2 separate regions of the Mus musculus genome follow, and region 1 is linked to region 2. Evidence: chromatin contacts called from ENCODE Hi-C or POLR2A ChIA-PET data. All regions are on one chromosome and are shown on one strand. The core of a region is the stretch at or near the end of the contact, and the rest is flanking DNA. Distances in the headings are between cores, read along the strand shown.

The links. A loop is a pair of places that touch in the nucleus more often than their neighbours do. ChIA-PET counts read pairs that join two places held with the same protein, here RNA polymerase II (POLR2A).
Region 1: a map of mouse embryonic stem cell shows a loop between it and region 2 (2.8-fold over the local background). The contact joins the promoter of Gp1bb here to the promoter of Tbx1 in region 2. A Hi-C loop is called at or near these places in 2 of 37 maps with a recorded cell type or tissue (ES-E14 and mouse embryonic stem cell). POLR2A ChIA-PET finds 5 or more read pairs at or near these places in 2 of 5 experiments (both embryonic stem cell).

The regions. Positions count from the first base shown.
Region 1 is chr16:18,618,478-18,623,755 of GRCm38, forward strand. It overlaps Gp1bb (glycoprotein Ib, beta polypeptide), which reads right to left and starts at 3,926. Exons shown (of 2, transcript NM_010327.2): 1 at 3,094-3,926; 2 at 1,842-2,855. The coding sequence starts at 3,103. The coding sequence ends at 2,245. Septin5 (septin 5) reads right to left here. Exons shown (of 12, transcript NM_213614.2): 9 at 4,844-4,940; 10 at 4,628-4,763; 11 at 4,438-4,540; 12 at 3,334-4,319. The coding sequence ends at 4,263.
Region 2 is chr16:18,583,721-18,588,578 of GRCm38, forward strand. It overlaps Tbx1 (T-box 1), which reads right to left and starts at 3,249. Exons shown (of 7, transcript NM_011532.2): 1 at 2,816-3,249; 2 at 1,315-1,416; 3 at 364-535. The coding sequence starts at 3,219.

The sequences.
Region 1 (5,278 bases), core at 2,676-5,175, 35 kb after region 2:
GACCACAGAGGGGATGAGTTGGTGGCTGGGGAGGAGACTCCAGGGCAGCTGTGTTGTCTCTGAAGTAGATGACAATGGTGGAGGCTGGGTTGAGGAGGAGGAGTGTGCATTCAGGAGCACTGAGCTGGGACCATCCACTTCCCCACATTTGTTGGAGGCTGAGACCCCAGGCTAAGCACGTGGAGGGTCAGCTTAGGGTCAGGAGTTAGAATTGGAGAAATTCCCAAACCACTAGCAGAGCCAGCCACTGAGGCCAGGCTGGAGTCTTGGCACTAGCCAGTCTGGCAAGAGGGGTCTCCTGGACAAACCAGCAAGCGAGAAGTCCACCCTTCTGTCTGAATACAGTGATGCCAGATGTGTTTCTTTGGTAGCAGAGCCGTTCCTCTTTAGGACAGGGACGGAAAGACAGTGGCCCCTGGTCCTTCAGGAATCCCAAACCCAGACCCTCAGCAAGACACTGGTCCTGGAGCCTTCAGGCCCTGTGAGCAGTGTGAACTGAGCCTGAGCTCTTTCCTACAGCTCCTGCTAGGCCCTGGCACTGTCCCCTAAAGGAGGAGCAGCGTGGGGACCCAGGGAGCCTGTCTCAGCTCTGCTCCATTATAGCCACAGAAAGGGGTGGGAGCTTGAAGAGTTTCTTGACACCTGCTTTGCTCCTCTGAAAAGCAGAGGGGATGCCCCTCCCCATACTGTGTTCAACTGACTTTAAGGTGTTATCTGTGTACCTCAACCAGGGCTTCTGGGGTGACAGGCCACCCCTGGGGAGGGTGAACAAAGAGGACCACTGTCCCTGTCCCTGATGCATTGATAAGGCCGGATGGACAAGTTCACAGTTCCCTGCAGCCCACAATGGGCCGGATGCCCTGCCCCTGCCCACAAAGGAGGGGGGTGGCTTATGCCTCAAGTCTGACTGGCAGCCTCTAGATAGCATCAGCCTACTGGAGGGTCATCTGTCTTGTCCCACAAAGGCCAAGACAAAGGCCGTGTCAGCTACAGCCTCCCGACCTGGTCAGTGGTGGTCAGAGGAGGCCTAGTGCTTTCCTGTGCCCAGACCCATGGTTCTTCATCAGGATCAGGATTGTCAGGAACAAAAGCATCCAGTATGTGTAGAGGCAATCAGGTGGGACTCACATCAAGCCTGGCACCCAGGCTGGTTCCAGTACTGGGGGATGTGCCATTCTGCTCCTTTGGGTTCCCAGGGAGGAAACTGTACCTAGTTTTCCAGCTCCAGAGTAGCTCGGAAGTGTTCTCTGTCCTGAGCTGTGAGGTAGGGGACTTGCTGGAGAACCTTGAACCAGACTAGAAATAGCATATATAATGACCTGGGCAGGTGTGGGGTAGTGTGGTGACTGTTCTGTTAGTCAGGGGGACTGTCAGGAGGGCTGAGACTGCTGGGGCTGTCAGTTGGTGAGATGGGATAGGAAGATCTGAGAACACTTGGAGGGGCCAGGGTTGTGGGAGGAGGCCTGATTCACTCCACAGCACATTTCAGAGACTCTGGTTAAACTCATACCTGCAGCCCCTTAGGTCATGTCTCTGTCACTTGGCCTTCCCTACCCTTCAGAGTTCATCGCCCATGGAGTCCCCACTGGGCCACAGGCTACAGTCACCTGGTTTTGAGTCATCCCAACTCCCATCTGTCTCTGGGCGCTCTAACAGCTGTCCACACAGCAGGGTCACCTCAACTCCTAAGTTGTCCTTGAGAGGTTCTCATGACCCTGGTTGTCCACACAAGCCAACCCTTTGAGGACCAAGCTGCCTGCCTGTGCTGTTTCAAGCTTCCTCAGTGCCAGAGGGATCTCTCTATTCACAGCATTCTCACTAAGAATGAACTCGGAGACAGCTGGGTACAGGGAGTTTTATCCATCGACTCCTGCTTGCCCTAGGCCAGTTTGGCAGCGTGTGAAGAAGTGATTATGTCCCTTTTAACAACATTCCCTCAGGCCCTTTCTAGAATTTGGCAAAGTCGGGTGGTACAGAAACCGCCAAATGAGGAGAACGGTTTATTCAGTGAGGAGTCTGGCAGGAGACTGGGCTGTTCCATCACTCTAGGCTCTGAAGACTCAAGGTTGCTTCACTCTGGTAGTACTGGAATCAGTTTGGCACCATGTTGATTCAGGCTTGCAGAGCTCGGGTCTGGGAGGTTGGGCAAGGGTAGAGGCCAAGGCGGATCCAGGTGAAGGTGAGGGTCCTCCTGCAGGGACCTGTAAAGTTTGCAGGTCCTTGTTGCTCAGTGCCTGTCCTTTCTTAGGATGCACCACCTCTGGCCGACTCGGCCACCAGCGGGGCTGTGAGAGAGAACTCTTGGATGGAGCGTGCGCGCGCACGCGCGCGCAGCCTCCGCAGGCGACCTAGTAGAAGTGCCAATAGCAGCGCGTGTAGCAGCCCGAGGACCAGCAGTGCTAGCTGGGCCACCAGTGCTCCCCAGCAGAGTAGACCGGGTGCGCACGCGGCCCGCAGCTCATCCTCCGCCACGTAGGGCAGCAAGCGGCCGCGCAGCGCTGGGGGCGCGACACAGCGCAGGTCGCGGTAGGGCGCGCGCTCCGGGCGGCCGGCCAGCCAGGCGCGCAGCGGCAATAGGCGGCAGTCGCAGCGCCAGGGGTTGGCGCCCAGGTGTGCTGCGCGCAGAGCAGGCAACGCGTCCAGAAGCCCGGGCGGCAGCGCCGTCAGGTTGTTGCCGGTCAGCACCAATTCGGTGGTGTCGGGAGGGAAGGCAGCCGGCAGCGACGCCCAGGTCAGCCCGCGGCGCCCACAGTCCACGAGCGTCCCTGCGCAGCTGCATGGCGCGGGGCAGCCAGAGGCTGGGCGGCTGAGCAGCGCTAGCAACAGAAGCAGCAGGCTCAGCGCCCCACGGGGCCCTGAAAGAGAAGCACTAGGATGAGGCGGGAGCATCCTTGGGACCGTCGGCGCTGCTCCCGCCAGCTCCTAGGACCAGCATCCCACGAGTCCGCAGGTCCCTCCACCCCGGCCACTCTGGGCGCTGGCTCGAGTTTCCATCCACCTCTGATCCAAGACTTTGCCTATTGATGCCCAAACTAGAACACCTCCTGACCGTGGCTCTTCCTAGAAAGCTGCAGACCCGACCCCAGAACTCACGGGAGCCCATGGCGAGAGGATGGTGGCCTACTTCGTTCTGGAGAGGCGTTGGCCCGAGAGCCTGCCTGAGTCTACAGCAACAGACCACAATTCTGCCGCCTGGCCAGAAATAACTCCGAGCCGGCGCGCAAGGGCGTTGCGAAGGCAGATAGGGTACTATCGCCTGGGGCCGCAGGCAGCCCGGGCTTCCGTCCCCCCGCCCGCTCCCAGGGGCTCATGGAACACTCGGACACTCGGTGCGACGTTCACCAACTTTGTTCTCCTGTCACCAGGACAGGACGCGGCATTCACAACTGAACAAAACGGAGCATGGGGTGTGTGGGGAGGAATCATGCGGGTGGAGATATGGAGGAGGCCAAGGGCTGGAATCCTTGTGCAACAGAGTTGCTGGGAAGAAAAGACCTTGACCTATGGGTGGACGAAAGTAGTCTAGGCATAGGGACACCCCGTCTCTACCGCCCTTGGAGTCCTTCAGGTAGACTCAGGAAGGGGCGCGAGCGGTCTAGAGCATCGCGGCCCCGCCTTCCTCCCAGAAGCCTCTAGATCTGGGGTCTTCCTAAAGGCCTTAGCCTCCAAACCCCGCCGCCTCCGATCCTGAACAGAGCATGATTAGGGAGTAAGGGAGGAACCGGCCTACTTCCGCGCTCAGTAGGCCATTAGCAAATGCTTCGTAGCCCACTGGAATCGGCAGAGGGGGGCCTCCCAACTCCACTCTGCAGCACTAGCTTGGGTAATAGGCCCAAGATCCTGCATCCACGTCCCTCCTCTACCCTGGTTTATTGGCCCGCTGGGGGGCAGTGATCTTCTAGGAAGGGAGATCTTGGAGGTTGTGCACATCTTGTTCCCTTATGATAGGCGGGGAGGTGCGGGGTGGGGCGGGGGCAGGAGGTTGGGGAGGGGCTGTGATTCAGAGCACTCGGAAGCAGATACAAATGACCGGGAAGGGTGGACGCCGAGAATAAATTAGGGTCATCTGGGGGCTGTGGCTCTGTGGCTCCAGGTCTGAACAGTCTGGTCAAAGCCACTTTGGATTAGGGTGAGGTCCAGGCCTTCTGAGATCCAGATGAACCCAGGGTGGAATCCAGGACAGTCTGGGATCCAGGGGTAGGAGGGGCCAGCCCGGAAACCGGCCGTCTATCCTTGTCGACGACGTGGGGCTGGGGCGGGTGTCACTGGTCTTGCATTTGCTGCTTCATCTTCTGCAACATCTCCTGCATGCGCCTTAGCTGGTGGTGGGGGCGACCCAAGTCAGAGTGAGAAAAGGCAGGAGAGCTGTAGCTCTGCCCTCTGCTTCTCCTCCCTACCCTGTTCACAATCTCGGCCCTACTCCTGATATCCACCCACCTCTTCATCCTTCATCCTGATGAGCTTCTCGGTCTCCGCATCCGGTGTGGGTAGTGGGAGGATAGGAATGGGGCTCTCCATGCGGCTGTCCTGGGTGAGTTTGCTGTGGAATGAGAGGGCTGTGCTTGTTGGGAGGTTCGGGTTAGGAGGGTGGGAGCCGCCTGGCCTGCTACTGGTGCGGGTGGCCCACCTGGTCATCTGCTGGATGCAGTGGGCACGGTAGTTCTCATAGTGCACGTCGCACGTCACATCTTTGAGGTCGTGCATGTGAGTGCGGATGAGCATGTTGCGGAGCTTCACAAAGTCGCAGTGCGCCTGATTCTCCACTGTGGGCAGGATCGACGATGAGTCGGTGTCAGTCTAGGGGAGCCACCCACCCCTCACCCAGCCTCCTGCCTCATCTCACCTTCGACGATCCCCCAGGGGTACAGTCGCCCCCGGACCCGCTGCCCCTTGGCCTCCACCACAGTGTTGCTGCCAATAACGGCGAAGGGTGCACTTTCCTGGGGAAGGGGAGCAAGGACCCAGCCCAGCCTAGTCTGTAAGAGCAGCTGGCTCAGAGGCCATTCCAGCACTGCCATCATCCCCCTCCCATGGCATGGTCCCTCTGTGGGTGTCTTTGCTACCCACAAAAGCCACAAAGCCTGTGGGGCTAAAGGCCTTGGGGTTTCTGCCACAACGCCAGGCACTTCTCTGGCACTGGATGCTTCCAGGAGCTTCCTCCACGGTTCAAGTCAAAGCCAAGACCATGCTTACTGGTAGATGGCGCTGCCATCTGCTTCTGGCCCAAAGGCCCTAGTTCCTGGCTTAGCTCTCTGTCACAACCTCTCTGGCCTCTGGG
Region 2 (4,858 bases), core at 1,999-4,498:
AAAGCTGCTTCTTCAACTGGCAAATGATGGGATTGCAGATCTTCTTTACCTAGGACCCCAGGGACTGCCCCTGGCCTGGACAGGGTGACAGCAGTGGGGCAGAGTTCCACCCAGCAGGAACCCCCTTCCCCAGGCTGGGATTCCAAAAGACTCCTGCCCTTTTCCCACAAAGGGATCCCCTTTCTAATTAAAGACCCCCCCACCTGAGCTCAGAGGGGGGAAGGGAGGGAAGGTGACCTCATACAAAGGCCAGCATGTCAGAAGCCTGCCACCCAGTGTTGCCCCATGCCCCTGTCTCTAGTCTGGGGACTCTGGAAGGCCTACAACAGGAGACAGCTCATAAGCCAGAGAAGGGTCGCCTACATGGCCATTGTCATCCAGCAGGTTATTGGTCAGTTTCAGCTTGTCGAAAGACACAATCTGTTTCATCCACTGTGCGCCCTTAGCCGGCGAGTCCGGGTGGTAGTGTACTCGGCCAGGTGTAGCAGGATCTGCCTTGCCGGCCACCAGCCAGGAGGAGCTATGGAAAGCATACCTAGGGCAACATCGTGGGAGGGGGGGTCATACAATATAGGGTAAACCAGAAGACCTCCCCACCCCACCCCCACCCCGTCCATGAGCAGAAGGCAGAAGAATCCTGGGAGAGCTTTAGAGTTGTTTGTGATCTTGGTGAAAGCAAGATTCCCAAGAGAGGGGACTGTGGATAAACTAGAAAACTTCCCAAGGCCCAGCACACAAAAGGCGAGGGAAGTCTAGGTGCAGAAAGAGAGGAAACCATTCCCCTCCTTAAATTTCGCTGCAAGCGGGACTGCCTGCCCCAGGGCCCAGAAGGTCGGAGACTGGATTTGGCGTCACTAGCCAGTGGCTTTAGGCACAGGGTGGCCCATGTTCCTTTTATTAATTACTGTTAATTGTCTGAGCAGCCCGGGCCCACCCTGCACAATCTTTACCAGCCACCCCACCTTTCCGGCCCAGCTCTGGAACTGAAGGTTCTCTAGAAATGGGGCAAGGGGACGCGACTGTCACCAGAAGTCATGGGTAAAGTGGCAGACCGCACAGGCCAAGGCATCTGAGCTGCCTGTTGCCAGAAGCTCAGGAGGCAGCTCAGAATATATAGGGTGGAATCTGAGTTAGGCAGGGCCGAGCAGGGCAGGAACAGTCTGTGGGGCAGCCAGTACAGGAGGACCAAGTCATGAGAGAGTTACTCGGCTTGGGTGGGTGGCATTTGAATTCTGTCAGCAGGAAGGACACCCCCACCCCGTCCCAGTCCCCTGGACACACAGTTAGTCTCAGTGGTCCCAAAGACTGGCTCACCGGTAGCGCTTGTCATCTACGGGCACAAAGTCCATGAGCAGCATGTAGTCGGCCATGGGATCCATTCCAAAAAGCTTCACTTGGAACGTGGGGAACATTCGTCTGGGGATGGGGTAGGGAGGTCAGGTCCCTCAGGTAGGGGAGTACAGGAACACTCTCCACTTTAACTTCTCTGGCCAGGCAGCCCCTAGCTCAGCCCTTCCTTCAGGTCTCTCTTTAAGCTGCTTTCTTGGCTCTCTAATCTCAAGTAGGCCCTTATCCAACCCTGGGCAAGGCAGCAATAGGTCAGGCCTCAGGTCCCTTTCTGAAACACAGAAATGGCTAACCAGGTGCCCAGCTGCAGAATTCCAACGCCTGTTCTGACTTCTTTGCTTACACAAACAGCCTTGCCCCAGGAATTCTGGAACTTTCTGGACCTTGCCTCAGCCAGCAGCAGGATAACTAAGATATGGGCCCCGGGACTTGTCTCCCCTTCTCAGAGCCTCCCTGGCTTCGTCCAACAAAGTGAAAGAATTCCCGGGTCCAACAAAGTGAAACCGGTGCAGTAGTGATCCCAAACATCCTCCCCCCAAGTCACACGGACACCCCAGCACTCCAGCCTTCAACTCTCAAGACCTGGCCAGAGCCTCCCCAAGAACCTGTTTGCAAAAGGCTCAGCGTATGTTTTCCTATTTCCTCCCTCTCCTCTAAATCCCTCCAGTGACATTCACGGCCCTCGTTTGCCTGCCCGGACCAGAAGGCCAAGCCGCTGTTGTCTTCAGGAGGCTGTGTTGGGTGGTATGGACAGCTAAAGAGCCTGGAGAAAATCCACAGAGCAGCAGCTAAGGACAGGCCTAAGTTCCCCAGGGAGGGCTGCACAGCAGGGAAACAGAAACCTCGAGAAGGCTTTGCAAACAGGCCCTGAGCCTCCTTGGCCACGGAGCTGGTGTGTACATTAGACACAACCCAGCACCCGCCTTTGTCTACTGGTCAAATCGGGAGCATCTGCAATTGTTCCTTTTTCCCTCTCGGCCCTGAAAACAAATAACCAGGCACTGGCACGGATACCCTGCCAGGCTTGTGAAGAACCGGGCCCACAAGCGGCCAAAATTGAGGCCCAGGAAAACCAGGTCTCGAGTTCCCGGAAAATGAGCGCAATGGCTTTTAAGGGTCTTAACTCTTTCCTAAAATTATCCATACACCTAGGGGATGTTTGCTCTTTGGATTGCCCTACATACTGAACGAAACCCACGCGGGAGTTTCCTAGGTGGCAGCTGCCTAACCGCCGCAGTCGGGCGCACATTCGGCCCAAAGATTTCCCTCGAATTCGAAGAGTCCCAGGACTCGCGGTTGGCGCTCCGCGGGTTGTCGCTGGAGCCGGGTCAGCAGAGAGGCCAGAAGGACTCGCAGGTGGCCCCGCTGCACCTTCATCCGCTTTTCAGCCGGGCTCCTGCGCATCCCTGACACGCAGTCAGAGGCACAGAACGCACGTGGACAGGGGCGCGGGGAAGGGGCGCCTGACCTGCCTGCCTTGGTGACGATCATCTCGGTGCCCAGCTGATTGAACTCGTCCCACAGCGCCTTCATCTCCAGCTGCACGCTCACGCTGGCCACCTTCGGGTTCTTCTTCACCGGAGCCTTGACCGCAGCCGCGCGGCTAGCCCCCGGACCCTCGGACTCCGCCGCCGAGCTGCCAGCCGCCCCGGGGGCGGGCGCGAAAGGATAGGCGCGCGGCGGCGGCGGGCCCGGGGCACCGGGGACTGCAGCGCACGGATCGTAGCGCGGTGGCGGCGGCTCGCGAGGGCCGAACGGGTCGGCGCCAGGCGACGGGGATCCCAGGCCGCTCAGACTGCTGGCTGCGAAGGCTGCAACGTCGCAGAAGTGCGAGAGCTGCGTGAGCCACGGACTAGACACGGCGGAGATCATGACCCGAAGGCCACCCGCCGCTGATCAGAGCGCCGTCCCGCGCGGCGGGCCGAGTGGCGGGCGCTGCGCCGCACGCGCCCCGGGCCGCACCGCCCCACCCCGCGGGCCGGCCCCGCGGAGCCGCCCCGCCCCGCCCCGCCCCGCCGAGACAATAGCCCGTGCCCCTCCCCCCGCCCCTCCCCCGCCGAGGCTCCGCGGGCCCGGGCCCCCCGACCGCTCCGACCGGCTCCGGGGACGACGGGCCGGTGCGCGGCCCTCCCCGCCGCCAGCGCGCTCTGGCTTTTCTTCTGTGCCAGACGCTCCCCAAGTTCTTCTTCCTCTACCTTTTGTGTCCCTGGTTTCAACTTCTCACATTCTGTCTCCTTTCTCTCGCTCCAGCTTCTTCTTAAACCCCCTGCCTCTCTCTTTTCTCGGTGTCACTCTCTCCAATTTCAAATTTTCATGTCTTCCCTTCCGTCTAACTTCTTCCTCTTATTTTTGTGTGTTCTCTACTATTCGTCTTTGCCCTTTCAATCGTAAATGAATCTTCAGCCTTTCTCTTGTTCTTTAATGAAGTTACATTTCTGTCTCAAGCTATCCTATCCTTCATTTTCTCTTTCGTTATCTTTATTTCCTTTGCGTGTATCTGCCTTTCTCACCTTTGTCATATTTTCTGTTTTCTCCTTTTTTTTCCCCTCTTGGCTGCTCTCATTGATTTGTATTTTTGGTTTTTGTTGTTGTTGTTGTTGTTTGTTTGTTTGTTTTTGTTCCCCCGCCCCCTCCTTTTACTGCGTTCCCTGACTCTTCTCTAACCATCTTTGCTTCTTCCAGCTCAAAGGCGCCCCTTCTTCAGACTTCAGAAGACTGCTCAATCCCAGAAGTTGGAGTCCTAGGATGGTGGGTGGACTGACTTTGGGGAATGCCGCCCTTTCTTCCTGTCCCAGAGTCCCAGCTTCAAGGTTGGAGCCCACCCGGCCTAGAGCTCCTTCCCACCCGCTGGGCCGCAGGGCCTCACAGCAGGGGACTGGCGGGCGGCCTGACAGTATAGACGCGGACAGAAGGGCTCACCTTCCATGTCCCTGGTGACTGTGCTGAAGTGCATCCCGGCTGGGGATCCTGGTAGCCGGCGAAGTTTCGCCCGGTCCGAGGGCCTGGGGCCCCGGTGGGCGGTGCCCTCCGAGGCCTCGGCTGCAACAAGAGAGGCGATGCTGAACGCGCTGGCCCGGGCAGACAGCGGGCTCCGCGCGTCCATAGGCGCCCGGGCCTGACCGGCGCCGCCTCCGACTGCGTACGCCCAGCCGCACCGCGCCCAGCCCAGCGCAGGGGGCCCGGGGGCGGGGGCCTGTGGTGCCACTCACAGCCGCCGGTCCAGGGCCCAAGGGATTATGGCGTCATGAGACCCCCCCCATTTTCAGCCAATATTAGCCCAGGAGTCCGAACATTTGGAGCACCCTGGAAATTCAGGGCCCTCCTGCCTTGTAAGCTCTCTGTCCCTGGTCTCTCCTCCCGGGGCCCTGTGTGACCAACGCCCCTTGAACATCCTGCAGCTTTTGCGGAGGTTGGGCGTCCCCTCTATTCGGCGAAGCCACCACCAGAGTCTACAGCCCCAAGAAGAAGCTTCTATGTCTCGAACACTCAGTCCCAATGTGAGATGGCAGGG